Linked DNA regions of Homo sapiens: region 2 is linked to region 1. Evidence: chromatin loops called from intact Hi-C (ENCODE). Cell type or tissue: heart right ventricle. All regions are shown on one strand. Each heading gives the region's core, and the rest is flanking DNA. Links, peaks and the distances in the headings are about the cores only.

Region 1 (8,521 bases), core at 1,996-4,495:
AGAGGTGCAGGACACAGACACAATGACAAAGTCCCTCCCTGGGGCACTAAATTACACCCCCCCCCCAAAAAAAAAGACAGATGGTGATCTTTTTTCTTTTTTTTTAATGTGAAAGCCCATTCCAGTGAAACAAGTGCCTGCTGTCCCATGACTTATAATACCAAGTGATGTTCAGATTCTGTTGGGCTCCTGAGCAAGCATGCCAAGTCTGTTTGCAATTTCCGCAGCACATAGCATGCTTGTCAGAGGCTTTCCATTCATTTTCACTAACGCTTCCCTGGCCTTTTGAAGGCTTTTCAGCTGAAAGCCAAGAGTCCAGGCCCCAGATTCTCAGAGGCTGGCAGCCTTCTTAAATGCATTGTTCATGTCTCTGTCTCTGTCTCTCTCTCTCTCTCTCTCTCTGCTTTTTCCAAAGAAAGGACATCTTGGTACAACTCAAAAAGCTGTAAGCTGAAAACTCACTGAGAGTTTGGGCAGTAAGTCCCTGGTGTTGCTCATACCCAGAGCATTATTATCCCCTTAATCACCTCTCTCTCTCTCTGGACAGTGGTCTGTCTTGATCTTTCTGGGAGAGGCAACAAAGCAGCTGTGGTAGAATTTGATGCCATGTTGATGGCGTTGCACTGTTTCCTCAGATTCTCACATGGATGTGCTCCCTCGTGGCTGGCCTTCCATGCAGAACAGAGCAGTCTCTCTTCCCAGAAAGGCAGCTGAGCTTCCCAGCTGTGGTATCTTGGGGAAATGAAGCACATTCCCACTGCTGTAGAATCATCTTAGCTTTTTCCACTTTGAAAGCTGGTTCCCAGAGAAAAGATACTAGGCAATTTTTTTTTAGAGTGCTGATTGTATTACTGTCAAATCAATGGACTAATCACCTATATGCATTCTTCTCTCTCCAACTATGAAATTTTTAAATGGGAGAACAGAGAGCTTGGGAAGAAGGAAGCAACAAGGGCTTTATGCCTCGGTGGTAGAATTCTAAGATTGACCCTCAGTGACCCTAACCCTTGTATAATCCAATCCCCAGCCATTTGAATGTGGGTGGAACATGTGAATATGATGAGCGGTTATAAGGCAAGAGAGAGAGATTATGCAGTTGAGCCTGAATTAATCACACTAGCCCTTTAAAAGTATGGAGATTTCGATGGCTAATAGCAAAAGAGAAGTCAAACGACTATAAATTTCAGGAGGATTCTATTTGAGAGATCCTGCTACCAGCCTTGAAAAGTTAAGCTTAACTGATGAGAGGGTCTGGGAGAAAGTCCATGGCAAAGAGCTTGCAAGGGGCCTCTAAAAGCTGAGAAAGGCTCGCAGCTGAAAGCAAGTAAGGAAATGGGGTTCTCTGTCCTACAGCAGCAAGGGACTGGATTCTGCCAACACCCTGAATGGACCTGGAAATAGATTCTTCCCCAGGTCTCCAGGGAAGAGTCCAGGCCAGCCTTGAATTCAGTCTTGTGAAACTCTAAGCATAGAACCCAGTCAGAACCTCTCACCCACCCTTTTCATTTATATAACTGGGAGATGATAATTGGAAGTTGTTTCATGTGGTGAGTTTGCAGCAATTCGGTGTGCAGCAATAGAAAACTCACATAGCCTTTTTTACCCATTCCCAGGAATCACAACTTTCAATTGGCAACAAATTGCATTCAGTGAGTACAGGCTCTAAATCATATAGGCCCTATTAGTTACATTATCTTCAGGCTTCCTTATGCGTAGTAAGTATGAAATCAATCTTTGTTGATGAAATGAATGAGGCAATGCTTAAAAGCATAGGCTTTAAAGTCAGAGACACATGAGTCCAAATCTCAGCCTCATTACCTAGTAGCTCCATGATCTTGAGTGGGTCATTTAAGCTCTCTGAGCCTCAACCGTTGTTTCATTTGCAAAAAGAGGGTGAGCACAATACCTGCCCCATTTTACTGGTTCCACTACTATGAGACACAGTTGACTACTAGCTTATTTTTCGCCTTCTCCAGTGGATTTGACAAAATTAGACTCTACTAATTTCCCACCTACATGTAAGACCTTTTTTTTTTTTTTTTTTTCAGTCTCTTGTTGGAGAGCTTTCTTTCCCATCTATTCCTTATATGTTGGAGTTCTTCAAGGTTTGGCTCTTTCCCTTCTTATGAAGTTGTTGCATAAATTGCCATGGCTTCAAATGCCACACACTTATCAACCTTTCTCAAGATTCTTTCTCTATACTAGCTCTTTCTTTGGGGCTCCAAGCCCTGAACCCATATATCTAGCAACCTGAGAACTCCATTTGTATCTTACTAGTTTCTCAAACTAAAAGAAGGCCTATATTGAATTCATGACTTTTTCTCCCCAGAATTACTCCTCCCCTAATGTTTTCAATCTCCATAATGTCTCTACCATTCACTCCTACTGGAAACCTGGGAGACATCCTTGAAAACCTCTTCCTCAAACATTCACATTCAACCCAACACAAAGACTTTTCAGTTGTACTTCTTAAAGATATTCCTTATCTACCCTTTTCTGTCCATCTCCACAGCTATTCTTATACCCATCCAAGCCACCATGTTTTGCTTGGACCATGACAGCATCATCTAAATGATATCCCACTACACTCTCGTTTCTCTAAAATCCATTCTCCATTCTGTGCCCATGTGATATTTATAAAAGGAGAATCTAAGAATATCATTGCTCACATTAATATTTTTAATCTTATATTGGCCTTAAGATAAATTATTAATTATAGATTAAAATTCATGAAGTTATTAGTCAAATATTAGGTCAGTTGTTCTCTAATTTCAGCATAAAATAAAATACATGAGGTGTCTGCACAGCTCATGTGCTCTTATTTGGAAATGTTTTTGTCACTTTTGCTGAAGAAGTTGCCAGATTTTTCGACCTGGTTGTCCTGTAGTTCTGACCAGAACTGGCTAAATAGGAGAGGGAAGGAAAGAAAGAGACAGAGATAGAGAAGCATCTGATATCTTTGTAGTTCCCATGATGCCAGTAGTACTTCCCACAGCTGGCTTTCATGAAATTTCCCTTCTTTACTTACAATAAATTTCCTTTTGGCCAACGTGAGTTTGTTTTTCTTTCAACCAAGTAACTCTTAAATGGAAATAAAATTAGCCTTTTGCCTTTCCTTCTCAACATAATCCCAAACTTGCTTCCAAATTTTAATTTGCAAAGTCATCATAATTTGAAAAGTACTGGTGGATTTCCCAAGTCCAGGGATTCATTTGCTGAGTTCTTTAGAAGCAAGCAACCTTTTGCCAACAGAAACACAAATTACCCAAATCAGTGATATATTTTTAACTTTTTATTTTGAAATAACTTGAAATTTACAGATAAATTGTGGAAATAAAAATAATATGAAAATCCCCACTTACCATTTATTCACATTCACCTATTTTTAACATTTTACCCCATTTGTTCTATCATTAAGACTATTTGTCAATGTATATAGCTATCTAGCTACATCTAATTTCTTTTCTGAACCACTTGATGGTAAAGTAAATAGATCATGGCCTTCGACCTATTAATATATCAGTGCGTATTTCTTAACAATAGGAATATTCTGTTATATAACCAAGAAAAGTTGTCAACGTTGGTGAATTTAATATCGGCAAATGTTTTTCTCTATACTTTGTATTCCAATTTTCTCATTTGATCTAACAGGGCCATATATCACATTGCCCCACCCACCACTCCAGTACAAAATTTAGTCTAAGATCAGGTATTGTATTTACTTGTCATGTCTCTTTGGCCTCTTTTAATTTTTTATTAAATATCATCACCATGTTGTAAAATAGATCTCTTGAACTGATTTCTCCTGTTTAACTGAAATATTATATCCTTTTCCCCAATTCCATTCTCCCCCAACCCCTGGTAATCAGCATTCTGCTCTCTGATTTTATGAAGCTTACATTTCTGCATTCCACAGATGAGTGAGATCCTATGATATCTGTCTTTCTGTGCCTGGTTTATTTTACTTAACATAGCAACCTCCAGGTTCATCCATGTTGTTGCAAATGACAGACTTTCCCTCTTTTTTAAAGCTGAATAGTAATCCATTGTGTATAGATGCCACATTTCTTCATTCATCCATGGACGAACACTTAGGTTGATTCCATATCTTGGCTATTATGAATAGTGTTGCAATGAACATGGCAGTGCAGACAGCTCTTCAACATACTGATTTCACTCCCTTTGTTTATATACCCAGAAGTGGGGTTGTTGAATGATGTGGTATTTCTTTTTTTTTTTTAATTATACTTTAAGTTATAGGGTGCATGCGCACAACGTGCAGGTTTGTTACATATGTATACATGGGCCATGTTGGTGTGCTGCACCCATTAACTCGTCATTTACATTAGGCATATCTCCTAACGCTATCCCTCCCCCCTCCCCCCACCCCACAACAGGCCCCGGTGTGTGATGTTCCCCTTCCTGTGTCCATGTGTTCTCATTGTTCAAGTCCCACCTATGAGTAAGAACATGCGGTGTTTGGTTTTTTTGTCCTTGCGATAGTTTGCTGAGAGTGATGGTTTCCAGCTTCATCCATGTCCCTACAAAGGACATGAACACATCATTTTTTATGGCTGCATAGTATTCCATGGTGTATATGTGCCACATTTTCTTAATCCAGTCTATCACTGATGGACATTTGGGTTGGTTCCAAGTCTTTGCTATTGTGAATAGTGCCACAATAAACATACGTGTGCATGTGTCCTTATAGCAGCATGATTTATAATCCTTTGGGTATATACCCAGTAATGGGTTGGCTGGGTCAAATGGTATTTCTAGTTCTAGATCCGTGAGGAATCGCCACACTGACTTGCACATTGGTTGAACTAGTTTACAGTCCCACCAACAGTGTAAAAGTGTTCCTATTTCTCCACATCCTCTCCAGCACCTGTTGTTTCCTGACTTTTTAATGATCGCCATTCTAACTGGTGTGAGATGGTATCTCATTGTGGTTTTGATTTGCATTTCTCTGATGGCCAGTGATGATGAGCATTTTTTCATGTGTCTGTTGGCTGCATAAATGTCTTCTTTTGAGAAGTGTCTGTTCATATCTTTTGCCCACTTTTTGATGGGGTTGTTTCTTTTTTTCTTGTAAATTTGTTTGAGTTCTTTGTAGATTCTGGATATTAGCCCTTTGTCAGATGAGTAGATTGTAGCGCAAAATCTTCTTAAGCTGATAAGCAACTTCAGCAAAGTCTCAGGATAAAAAATCAATGTGCAAAAATCACAAGCATTCCTATACACCAATAACAGACAAACAGAGAGCCAAATCATCAGTGAACTCCCATTCACAATTGCTTCAAAGAGAATAAAATACCTAGGAATCCAACTTACAAGGGATGTGAAGGACCTCTTCAAGGAGAACTACAAACCACTGCTCAACGAAATAAAAGAGGACACAAACAAATGGAAGAACATTCCATGCTCATGGATAGGAAGAATCAATATTGTGAAAATGGCCATACTGCCCAAGGTAACTTATAGATTCAATGCCATCCCCATCAAGCTACCAATGACTTTCTTCACAGAATTAGAAAAAACTACTTTAAAGTTCATATGGAACCAAAAAAGGGCCCACATTGCCAAGACAATCCTAAGCCAAAAGAACAAAGCAGGAGGCATCATGCTACCTGACTTCAAACTATACTACAAGGCTATACTAAACAAAACAGCATGGTACTGGTACCAAAACACAGATATAGATCAATGGAACAGAACAAAGCCCTCAGAAATAATACCACACATCTACAACCATCCGATCTTTGACAAACCTGACAAAAACAAGCAATGGGGAAAGGATTCCCTATTTAATAAATGATGCTGGGAAAACTGGCTAGCCATATGTAGAAAGCTAAAACTGGATCCCTTCCTTACATCTTATACAAAAATTAATTCAAGATGGATTAAAGACTTACACTTACATGTTAGACTTAAAACCATAAGCACCCTAGAAGAAAACCTAGGCAATACCATTCAGGACATAGGCATGGGCAAGGACTTCACATCTAAAACACCAAAAGCAATAGCAACAAAAGGCAAAATTGACAAATGGGATCTAATTAAACTAAAGAGCGTCTGCGCAGCAAAAGAAACTACTATCAGAGTGAACAGGCAACCTACAGAATGGGAGAAAATTTTTGCAATCTACTCATCTGATGATGTGGTATTTCTATTTTAATTTTTTGAGAAACCCCCAATTGTTTTCTATAATGGTTGTATTAATTTACATTTCCACTAACAGTATACCAGGGTTCCCTTTTCTTTATAACCTTATCAACACTTATCTTTTATTTTTGACCTCTTATAATCTGAAACATTTCCACAGTCTTTCATGACATTGATGCTTTGGAAAAATACATTCCTATTTTTGTTTCATAGAATGTTTCTCCTTTGGATTTTATTGAAGTTATGTGTTCTCAGATGGAATACTGCATAGGTAATGTGGTGTCCTTCCAGGAGTGTCACACCTGGAGGGACACAAGGCCACCTGTTCATGGGTGATGGTCACTGGGACCACTGGTCAAGGTGCAGTTAAGGTGTGATCTGATTCTCCACTGCATAATTACTGTATTTTTTTGTCTTCCTGTATTAGTCAGGGTTCTCTAGAGGGACAGAACTAATAGGATACATATATATGTATATCTGAGTTTATTAAGTATTAACTCACATGATCACAAGGTCTCACCGTAGGCCATCTGCAAGCTGAGGAGCAAAGAGAGCCAGTCCGAGTCCCAAAACTGAAGAACTTGGAGTCTGATGTTTGAGGGCAGGAAGGGTCCAGCATGGGAGAAAGATGCAGTCTGGGAAGCTAGGCCAGTCTAGTCTTTCCACGTTTTTCTGTCTGCTTTATATTCTAGCTGCACTGGCAGCTGATTAGATGGTGCCCACCCAGATTAAGGGTGGATCTGCCTTTCCCAGCCAACTGACTCAAATGTTAATCTCCTTTGGCAACACCCTCACAGACACACCTAGGATCAATACTTTGCATCCTTCAATCCAATCAAATTGACACTCTATTAACCATCATACTTCCTTACAATAGATAAGCAGTCTGTAGAGAGACACTTTGAAACCATACAAATGTTCTGTTTCCCAACAAAATTTCCTCTAATATTAAGAATCCATTGATTATTCTTATCGGATCCAATCCATACCACGATGGTTGGAAAATGATAAGTTTTCAACTCCAGTGCTCCCCTGACACTTACCAACTGGCCCTCAATATTCTGCTATTAGCAAGAGCCCTCCTCTCCCACTTATTTATCTATTTATTTTTGGTATAAACCCATGAGTTTCTTTTTTCCCAGTGATTTATACTTTATTATTGTACTCCATTATTTGATGCTCAAATCAACCTAGATTTTCCCAGTGGTAGCCCCTTCGAGTTGAATTTTTTTCCTGGTGACAGGTCATGATAGGTAGATGGATGTAGTGCTTTTTTATTTTATGGCATAACAATATATTTCAGGCTCATCTTGTGCCCATCCTGCCCCAGCTCTGAAATCAGCCATTTCAATTATATTTTTAAATTGATGTATTGTAGTTGGGTTTTTATTAAAATGGTGCATATTTATATCTGTCTCATTCTTTGTTATCAGAAAATTTTAGTAATACATTAGAGCAAAACAAAGAAGTTTCAGTGGAAAATTCTTCTAATGGCTTATTTCCCCTCAGTTCTTTGGATAGGAAGATAGGCTGTAATATGGGCTGAATTCTACTTATTGAAAATCAGTGTATTATTATCCTGCTCCTCTGAGAGCCAATGCTTGGCAGACATCCTCAAATTTTATTGTGAGTTACAATGCTGGTGATCAACTAATCCAATAAATTGCTCAGTTCTTCCAGTTCACTTAGACAAAATACGATTTTTCTTTAAAAAAATGCAAACTTGTTGGAATTCATTTCTTCATCTACAAGTATAATGATTTTGACTAATTTTACACAAAAATATTGCCAAGTGTGGGCTTCATAAATCTGTCTCACTTTGTTACTTGCTACTCTCCCCAGCTGCTTTGAACTTAGCAGAAAACTGCCAAATTAAAAAAATAATAATAATAAGCTATCATGTGCTGTAATTTCCTCTTTGGGGGCATTTTTAATTTTTGTCATTGTACATCTTGTGCTTTAAAATATATTAAATACATCTGATCCAGTGCCAAGAAACAATTATTTCCAGTGTTAAAAACAGAATTGAGAATTCAGGGGATGGGAAGTTAGAACTTGAACTCTGTCTTAGATTTTATGTGACATGTGTTAGCATCTCATCTAATTACATTCATTAGATTATTCGTCTTTAGAAACAAAATATTAATGAAAACTGAAAGGACTGAAATAACAAAAAATGGATTTTTCTGGCCTTTATATTCATACTGAATGGAAGTGTACAATTCATTGAATGATACCCAGTTAGGTTGATGGGATGGGTTTTGTGATGGAGTTAGATACATTCAACAGGATATAATAAATAAAAAACACGTAATGGGTCTGGGCATGGTGGCTAACGCTTGTAACACCAGCATTC
Region 2 (8,521 bases), core at 3,721-6,220, 62 kb before region 1:
TTAGTATCCCAGATTTATCAATGAGGGAACTGAGGCATAAAGGAGCTAAACAGATATTAAATGATAAGGTTGGGTGGGATAAATCTTAGGCAGTGTGATGGTTAGTATTGTCAATCTTGATAGATTGAAGGATATAAAATATTGTTCCTGGGTGTGTCTGTGAGGGTGTTGCCAATGGAGATTAACATTTGAGTCAGTGGACTAGGAGAGGCAGATCTGCCATTAATCTGGCTGGGAACCGTCTAATCAGCTACCAGCATGGCTAGGATAAAAACAGGCAGAGGAACTTGGAAAGACTAGACTGGCTAAGTCTTCTGGCCCTCATCTTTCTCCCTTGCTGGATGCTTTCTGCCCTCAAACATCGGACTCCAAGTTCTTCAGCTTTTGGACTCTTGGACCTACAGCAGTAGTTTGCCAGTGGCTCTCTGCCCTTCAGCCACAGACTGAAGACTGCACTGTCAGCTTCCCTACGTTTGAGGTTTTGGGACTCGGACTGGCTTCCTTGCTCCTTAGCTTGCAGACGGCCCGTTGTGGGACTTGACCTTGTGATTGTGTGAGTCAATACTCCTTAATAAATTCCCTTTCATATATACATTTATCCTATTAGTCCTGTGCCTCTAAAGAACCCTGACTAATACAGGCCGTCTGTTTCTAGGATCTTAACAATCAATCTCGGTACTGTTCTACCTTTGAAAAAGAAAGTAATCAATATATCTGATATTATGGCAAAGAAGAAGTCATATCACACTTGGATTTAAAAAGAGAAAACACTTAAGATGTATTTTGGCAAACACTCTCAGTACATACAGGTTTGTTTGTTTTTAAGAACTATTACTAACAGCCTTCAATGGAACACAGTCTTGTGAACACTATTCTGGAAATCCATGTGTTATAACGGAATACTCGATGCTTGTTCAAGCTCCTGCTTTTCACCTTTCCTTGAAGCCTCCTAGAAGTTTATCATCTGGGGCTCTTGCTCTGGCCTTTGAACTAAGGCTGAAAGTTGGGAAACAGGACATTTCAGGAAAACCTAGAAACTGTGTTTCTCAGAATATTAGGACTGTCCAGAGGTAGGCAGTGCTCTCACCAAAAACCGTCACCTCCCCTGGAGTCCTAGCTCCATTCTAGACTTTACAAGTTGAAAACAAAGAAACAGTTCCCTCTTCTCTCTAATCCTCAAAAGGTTGGCACCCAGAAAACCTCTGGGACTGAATAGAGAAGCTTGGTGGGATACAGGTGAATTCAGAACCTCTTAGAAACCAAGACTTCAGGTTGCACCAGTGCATTGGTGAGTTGATTCTCTGCTGGACTAAAAGTGAGTGTATTAGTCCGTTTTCATGCCGCTGATAAAGATATACCCAAGACTGGGAAATTTGTAAAGAAAAAGAGGTTTAATGGACTCACAGTTCCACGTGGCCTGGGAGGCCTCTCAATCATGGTGGAAGGTGAAAGGCACGTCTTACATGGTGACAGACAACAGAGAATGAGAACCAAGTGAAAGGGATTTCCCCTTTTTATAAAACCATCAGATCTCATGAGACTTATTCACTACCATGAGGACACTATGGGGGAAACCACCCCCATGATTCAATTATCTCCCCCGGGTCCCTTCCCACAACACACGGGAATTATGGGAGCTACAATTAAAGATGATATTTGGGTGGGGACACAGCCAAACCATATCACTGAGAAACAAACATAAATTTGAAAAAATTGTTCTCAATAAATCCTGGCCAGAGCCTCTCTTTCCTGAATATCTCATATTTTGAGGGAAGCAGAGTACAAGTAACAGGATGACAAAAAGAGCAAAATAAAGAAAAAAGAGGAAATGACAGGGATAACTGATGCATGGGTGGGAGAGAGACAGGGGTGGTCAGAGAGAAGACAAAGGCAAAGAAGAGGTGTAAGAAAAGTCAGAGAGGAAGGAGAGTGTAGTGAGTATTTGGGATTGCTTATCAACTTACATTTCTCCCTTTTTCCTGGTTGGCAAAAGCCTCATTTTGTTAAGGTATCTAATTATTACCGCCTCCATCCCACCCCACATGTATGATTCAAAAGAGGGTCGGCTATTCCTGCTGAGGGGGAGCCCTGATTGACACGGGTCAGTCATGGTGATACTGTTTTCCTTGCCAATGATGAAGTTCAGGGCAAAGTTCTACTAACTGATGCTCCAACAGAGGCCTGCCATGTGGCATCTGCAAAATGTTTCCACTCTTAAGGAAACACAGAATGAGACAGTCCCTGATATGGTTTGGCTGTATCCCCACCAAAACCTCAACTTGAATTGTATCTCCCAGAATTCCCATGTGTTGTGGGAGGGACCCAGGGAGAGGTAATTGAATCATGGCAGCTGGTCTTTCCCATGTTTTTCTCATGAGAGTGAATTAGTCTCACAAGATCTGATGGGTTTATCAGGGGTTTCCACTTTTGCTTCTTCTTCATTCTCTCTTGCTGCCACCAGGTAAGAAGCACCTTCTGCCTTCTGCCATGATTCTGAGGCCTCCCCAGGCATGTGGAACTATAAGTCCAATTAAACCTCTTTTTAATCCCAGTCTAGGGTATGTCTTTATCAGCTGCATGAAAACAGACTAATACCGTACATTGGTACCAGTAGAGTGGGGTGTTGCTGAAAAGATACCCAAAAATGTGGAAGCAACTTTGGAACTGGATAACAGGCAGACGTTGGAATGGTTTGGAGGGCTCAGAAGAAGACAGGAAAATGCGGGAAAGTTTGGAACTTCCTAAAGACTTGTTGAGTGCCTTTGCCCAAAATGCTGATAGCAATATGGACAATAAGGTTCAGGCTGAGGTGGTCTCAGATGGAGATGAGGAACTTGTTGGGAACTGGAGTAAAGGTGGCTCTTATTATGTTTTAGCAAAGAGATTGGTGGCATTTTGCCCCTGCCCTAGAGATTTGTGGGACTTTGAACTTGAGAAAGGTGATTTAGGGTGTCTGGTGGAAGAAGTTTCCACTTAGCAGCAAAGCATTCAAAATGTGACTTAGGTACTGTTAAAGGCATTCAGTTTTATAAGGGAAGCGGAGCATTAAAGTGGAAAATGTGCAGCCTATGTGATAGAAAAGAAAAACCCATTTTCTGGGTAGAAATTCAAGCCTGCTGCAGAAATTTGCATAAGCAGCAAGGAGCCTAATGTTAATCCCCAAGACCATGGGGAAAATGTCTCCAGGCCATGTCAGAGACCTTCATGACAGCCCCTCCCATCACAGGCCTGGAGGCCCAGGAGGACAAAATGGTTTTGTGGGCCAGGCCCAGGGTCCCTGAGCTGTGTGCAGCCTAGGGACTTGGTGACCTATGTCCCAGTTGCTCCAGCCATGGCTGAAAGGGGCCAACATACAGCTTGGACTGTGGTTTCAGAGGGTGGAAGCCTCAAGCCTCAGTGGCTTCCATGTGGTGTTGAGCCTGCAGGTGCACAGAAGTCAAGAATTGAGGTTTGGGAACCTCTGCTTAGATTTCGGAAGATCTATGGAAACACCTGGATGCTCAGGCAAAAGTCTGCTGCAGGGGCAGTGCCCTCATGGAGAACCTCTGCTAGGGCAGTGTGGAAGGGAAATGTGGGGTTGGTCAGAGGCCCCACATAGAGTCTCTACTGGGGCAGTGCCTAGTGGAGCTGTGAAAAGAGGGCCACTGTTCTGCAGACCCCAGAATGGTAGATCCACCAACAGCTTGCACCATGCACCTGGAGTAGCCACAGACACTCAATGCCAGCCATGAAAGCAGCTGGAAGGGAGGCTGTACCCTGCAAAGCCACAGGGATGCCCAAGACCATGGGAACCCACCTCTTGCATCAGTGTGACCTGGATGTGAGACGTGGAGTCAAAGGAGATCATTTTGGAGCTTTAAAATTTGATTGCCCTGCTGGATTTTGGACTTGCTTGGGCCCTGTGACCCCTTTGTTTTGGCCAATTTCTCCCACTTGGAATGGCTGTATTTACCCAATACCTGTACCCCTATTGTATCTAGGAAGTAACTAACTTGCTTTTGATTTTACAGGCTCATAGGCAGAAGGGACTTGCCTTGTCTCAGATCAGACTTTGGACTGTGGACTTTTGGGTTAATGCTGAAATGAGTTAAGACTTTAGGGGACTGTTGAGAAGGCATGATTGGTTTTGAAATGTGAGGACATGAGATTTGGAGGGGCCAGGGGTGGAATGATATGATTTGGCTGTGTCCCCACTCAAATCTCAACTTGAATTGTATCTCCCAGAATTCCCACATGCTATGGGAAGGATCCAGGGGGAGGTAATTGAATCATTGCGGCTGGTTTTTCCCATGCTATTCTCATAATAGTGAATTAGTCTCAAGAGATATGATGGATTTATCAGGGGGTTCTGCTTTTGCTTCTTCCTCATTCTCTCCTGCTGCCACCATGTAAAAAGCACCTTTCACCTTCTGCCATGATTCTGAGGTCTCCCCAGCAATGTGGAACTGTAAGTCCAACTAAGCCTCTTTATCTTCCCAGTCTAGGGTATGTCTTTACCAGAACATGAAAACAGACTAATACAGCCCCTTTCTGCCTCTGGCTATTGTCACATCTGGAGGTGATGCTTGAATCTGCTCCTGCCCTTCTCCCACCACAAGGAAAATGAGCTTTAGAAAGCAGGCTTTACTGGCAGTGACAGAGATGGAAGTATGGAAGAACATTGGATTCTAAAATTAGCTTTTCCTGCAACCATAAACAGCTCCAATGTGTTAGTGGCTTAAGGCAACACACTACACACTTTTCTTTCCCTTTGTCATGTGAGGGCTGTGGGACTTCTGGCCTCCATTCACCCCCAAGTGTCTTCTCATTTCAGACCCAGGCTAAACAGCAGCCACTACTGAGACCTGCTGCTCTCAATATCCAGAGGCAGAAAGGGGCTGTCTCATTCTGTGTTTCCTTAAGAGTAGAAACATTTGGCAGAAGTCGTAAGGCAGCAGCTTGCAAAGGGAACTGGGGCCAACCTACTCCAGAAAACTTTCTACATGGATGTGTCATGCTTGCTGTCTCCCTACTGTCCAGAGCATGTTATGTATGGGCTAAGCCCAAAGTCAATAAGGTGAGGGCTAAGGGGGTTGGTGGGGGAGTGAAGAGAGTGGAGAATCCTCTTCCCATAAGGACAGGGCAAGTCATGTGACCATAGGCAGAAACATTTAATCCTCTTACAGAGAAGAAATAAAAATTTGGGAACAAAAATCCAATCAGCCAAAGTCCTTGGTGGCATTATTGAGCCACTAGTGAAAGTACCCCCAGGACCCTATTTCTGGATTTCCACTTCTGTGAGATAAGATACTTCCTTATTAAGTCTGAGTTTTCTGTGATTATGCTTTTTTAGAAAAGAGCACCTTAATTATGCAGAGAAAACACCAAATGATTTGCTCATATTCAGAAGTGGAGGAAGAAAACGCAAACTGTCAATGGACCAGGCAAAAGACAAAATGCTAGGCACTGATTCTCCTTCCCAAACAGATCAACGCTTTTCTCTCCAACTGTGAAAAGAAAGACAAGGCTTCCTAAAATGTTGGGGTAGTTCTGAGGCTAGATAATGAAGAACAAATACAGCCAGGAGGTTCAGGCAGTATGATGGGTGTGTATGAGTTTTTACAGGTTTTGTTCCCATTCAGTTAAGTACATGTATATGTGCCAATGAATCTGAGAAAGAAAGAAACTCAAATTGACATTATTTTTCCTTACCAGTTCAATCAGATATATCTTACAAGAAGAAAAATAAAATGTATCTCTTTATATCTTCTGTGGAGTCCTAATTAGGAAAAAAAAAAAAAAAAGTCAGGCTGGTGGGACCGAGGAAAAGCAAAAAGAGAAAGCAGATAGGCTATGAGTCTGTCTTGCCTTTCTTCATGGTCCAGGACATGCCCTCCTGCACAAATAACTCACCATCTTCCGGCGCCCAGCTATCACCAGACCCACGGCTGATAGAAAATTGTAAGTTAGCTCACTGCAACCTTGGCGTTATCAGTATTGCACAAAGCCCTCTTCAGCACACAGCACCATCCTATAAAATCCCCAGCAAGCCTTCGTCTCCTCACAGTCAGCCCCTCTCTTACTCATCTGCCCATTGCACCCTTGCAACATATTTTCATACTTTAATAAATCTTTCTTTTTCTTTTTTCTTTTTTTTTTTTTTTTTTTTGAGATGGAGTCTCGCTCTGCCACCCAGGCTGGAGTGCAGTGGCACAATCTCGGCTCACTGCAAGCTCCGCCTCCTGGGTTCATGCCATTCTCCTGCCTCAGCCTCCCAAGTAGCTGGGACTACAGGTGCCTGCCACCACGCCCAGCTAATTTTTTTTGTATTTTTAGTAGAGACGGGGTTTCACCGTGTTAGCCAGGATGGTCTCGATCTCCTGACCTCATGATCCGCCTGCCTTGGCCTCCCAAAGTGCTGGGATTACAGGTGTGAGCCACAAACGTGCCCGGCCAATAAATCTTTCTTTACCTACAACTATCTTGGTAAATTATTTTACCACCCACTCCATCGGCCTCAGATAGTCATGAACCACCTGCAACATTTTCCACTTACCCATTCCTTCATTTCAATATGCTCCAACATGGTCTCTCTGCCAGGCTAAAAAAGTATATAAATATATATCCATACATATCACTAAATATATAATTGTAGTTATATGTATGGTATACGCATATATGTAGATGGATTGATTTTTATATCTGTGTATGTGTTTTTTAACATATATGTACAATTTACATGAGAGAGGGCAGATTTTAGAGTCTATCTGATAAAACACAATCTTTTTTTATTATACTTTAAGTTTTAGGGTACATGTGCACAACGTGCAGGTTTGTAACATATGTATACATGTGCCATGTTGGTGTGCTGCACCCATTAACTCATCATTTAGCATTAGGTATATCTCCTAAAGCTATCTCTCCCGCCTCCCCCCACCCCACAACAGGCCCCAGTGTGTGATGTTCCCCTTCCTGTGTCCATGTGTTCTCATTGTTCAATTCCCACCTATGAGTGAGAACATGCAGAAAACACAATCTTATCATACGGAGTCTGGGAAGAGAGGTAGACCTAAATGATCTGCTTAAGCTACTGCTACAACCTAAAATGGCCTGGTAAGAACTTTTACTGAACTCACTGAAAGAAAAAAAAATTAATGAAAACATTCGAGCTGTACAAGAGGACAGAATCTAGGGAGTTACAACAATCATCTTTTGTTTCATTTTGCTTTATTATTTTTCTTTCTTTTTTTAAGAACATTGAAGCTGTGACCACAGAGGTGATTGGAGAATCACAGCCCTCCTGAAATGATATCCAAACAGAAAATTTTCCAATACATATCCTAAAATCACAGAGCATGTAATTCCACATCAGCTCCAGGAAAGCAGCATCTTTGCTTAGGATATGGAAATTTGGAAGCTCATTGCTATAATCTGTGGTTATGATTTCAAGCTCCCCCAGTGATGCCGGGAATCAAACCACAGACTCCTAGTGCTAGGAGCCTTTATTGTAATCCAATAAAACCTTAACAACTAGTCTTCATTTTTATGATAAATTAAGGGCCTCATTTGCTTTAAAGCAGCCCCTCTGCCCTGGAGTTTACCTCACTGTGGAAGCAGTCCTAGAGAAACACTCAATTCAGATGGGGTAAAGACGGTGGGGGAAAAAGAGCCCAGATTCCCCACCTTGGTTGGTTTCATGGGTTCAGAAACTTCAAAACAAGTGAAAAGCTCTCTTTCAAAAGAACTGATCTTTTAGTATGAGACTGTGCTTGGGATTTTTGACAATGTCTTATGGACACTGACTTCTTAACCTGGCACTTCAGTCAGTCACAGAATGTCACCTTGAAATCATAAAAGGGACATCTGGAACTGAGGCCATGTGTACTATCCACCCACTTTCAATTTAACTTTTTTATTTTATTTTATTTTGGCTAATTTGAATTTTTATTCAGAAGCTCAAATTCTGCTCCAAGTGCCACTATTTGCTTTGCTGTTATGTCATCTTTGTGAACTAATTTGTTGCAGAATGACCTTTAAGTCCAAAACAAACTTAAAACAAGGATCATATTTATTTCACAACATGAATTCCTTTCTAAGATCCAAGGCACTGGGACATCAAGCTACCCCAACATCTACATGTGTGTTTTTAAAGAATTCCAAAGGTCAGCTTAGAAGGGTCAAAAATGTTTAAAACCTACATTAGAGAGAAAATAAATTATGGCAAATTTGAAATGAAAAGTTTTTCAAATTTAAATTCAAGGTCTCAATTAAACCTTCCCCAAATTAAGAACAAAGTATAGGCAGCCATCTTTGCATCTCCCAATTATTCCATAACCAACACCTTAAAAAAAAAAAACATTTTAACGTTGAAGTTTCTGCATTTATTCAATTACTAATTAAATGTATTCATGTCATGTATTCATTCATGAGTAATGCATGTAGTAGGAAATGAATACGTTACACCAAAGAAGTTTCAAGACCAATATTCTAGTTCTAGGCAGCCAATTCACCAGCTCCGTATTCTCAGAAAATCAATCATTGT

What was found. Hi-C counts contacts between places; a loop is a spot of excess contacts. Peaks named below come from ENCODE experiments on the same cell type or tissue, not always from the same donor. Only the 100,000 strongest peaks of a DNase experiment are listed, where the experiment ranks them.
Region 2: a loop joins it to region 1, with 4 times the contacts of the local background. A loop is called at or near these places in 3 of 110 quality-filtered maps.

Annotation. Positions count from the first base shown.
Region 1 is chr17:69,629,685-69,638,205 of GRCh38, reverse strand. The region is part of intron 3 of LINC01483 (long intergenic non-protein coding RNA 1483); the gene reads right to left. Among named protein-coding and RNA genes, the nearest start is that of LINC01483, 40 kb to the right of the region's middle. In heart right ventricle, for the core only: no CTCF peak of the experiment used is centred there; no DNase peak of the experiment used is centred there.
Region 2 is chr17:69,693,288-69,701,808 of GRCh38, reverse strand. All of the region lies in intron 3 of LINC01483 (long intergenic non-protein coding RNA 1483), which reads right to left. Among named protein-coding and RNA genes, the nearest start is that of LINC01483, 100 kb to the right of the region's middle. In heart right ventricle, for the core only: no CTCF peak of the experiment used is centred there; a DNase peak (open chromatin) is centred at 4,918.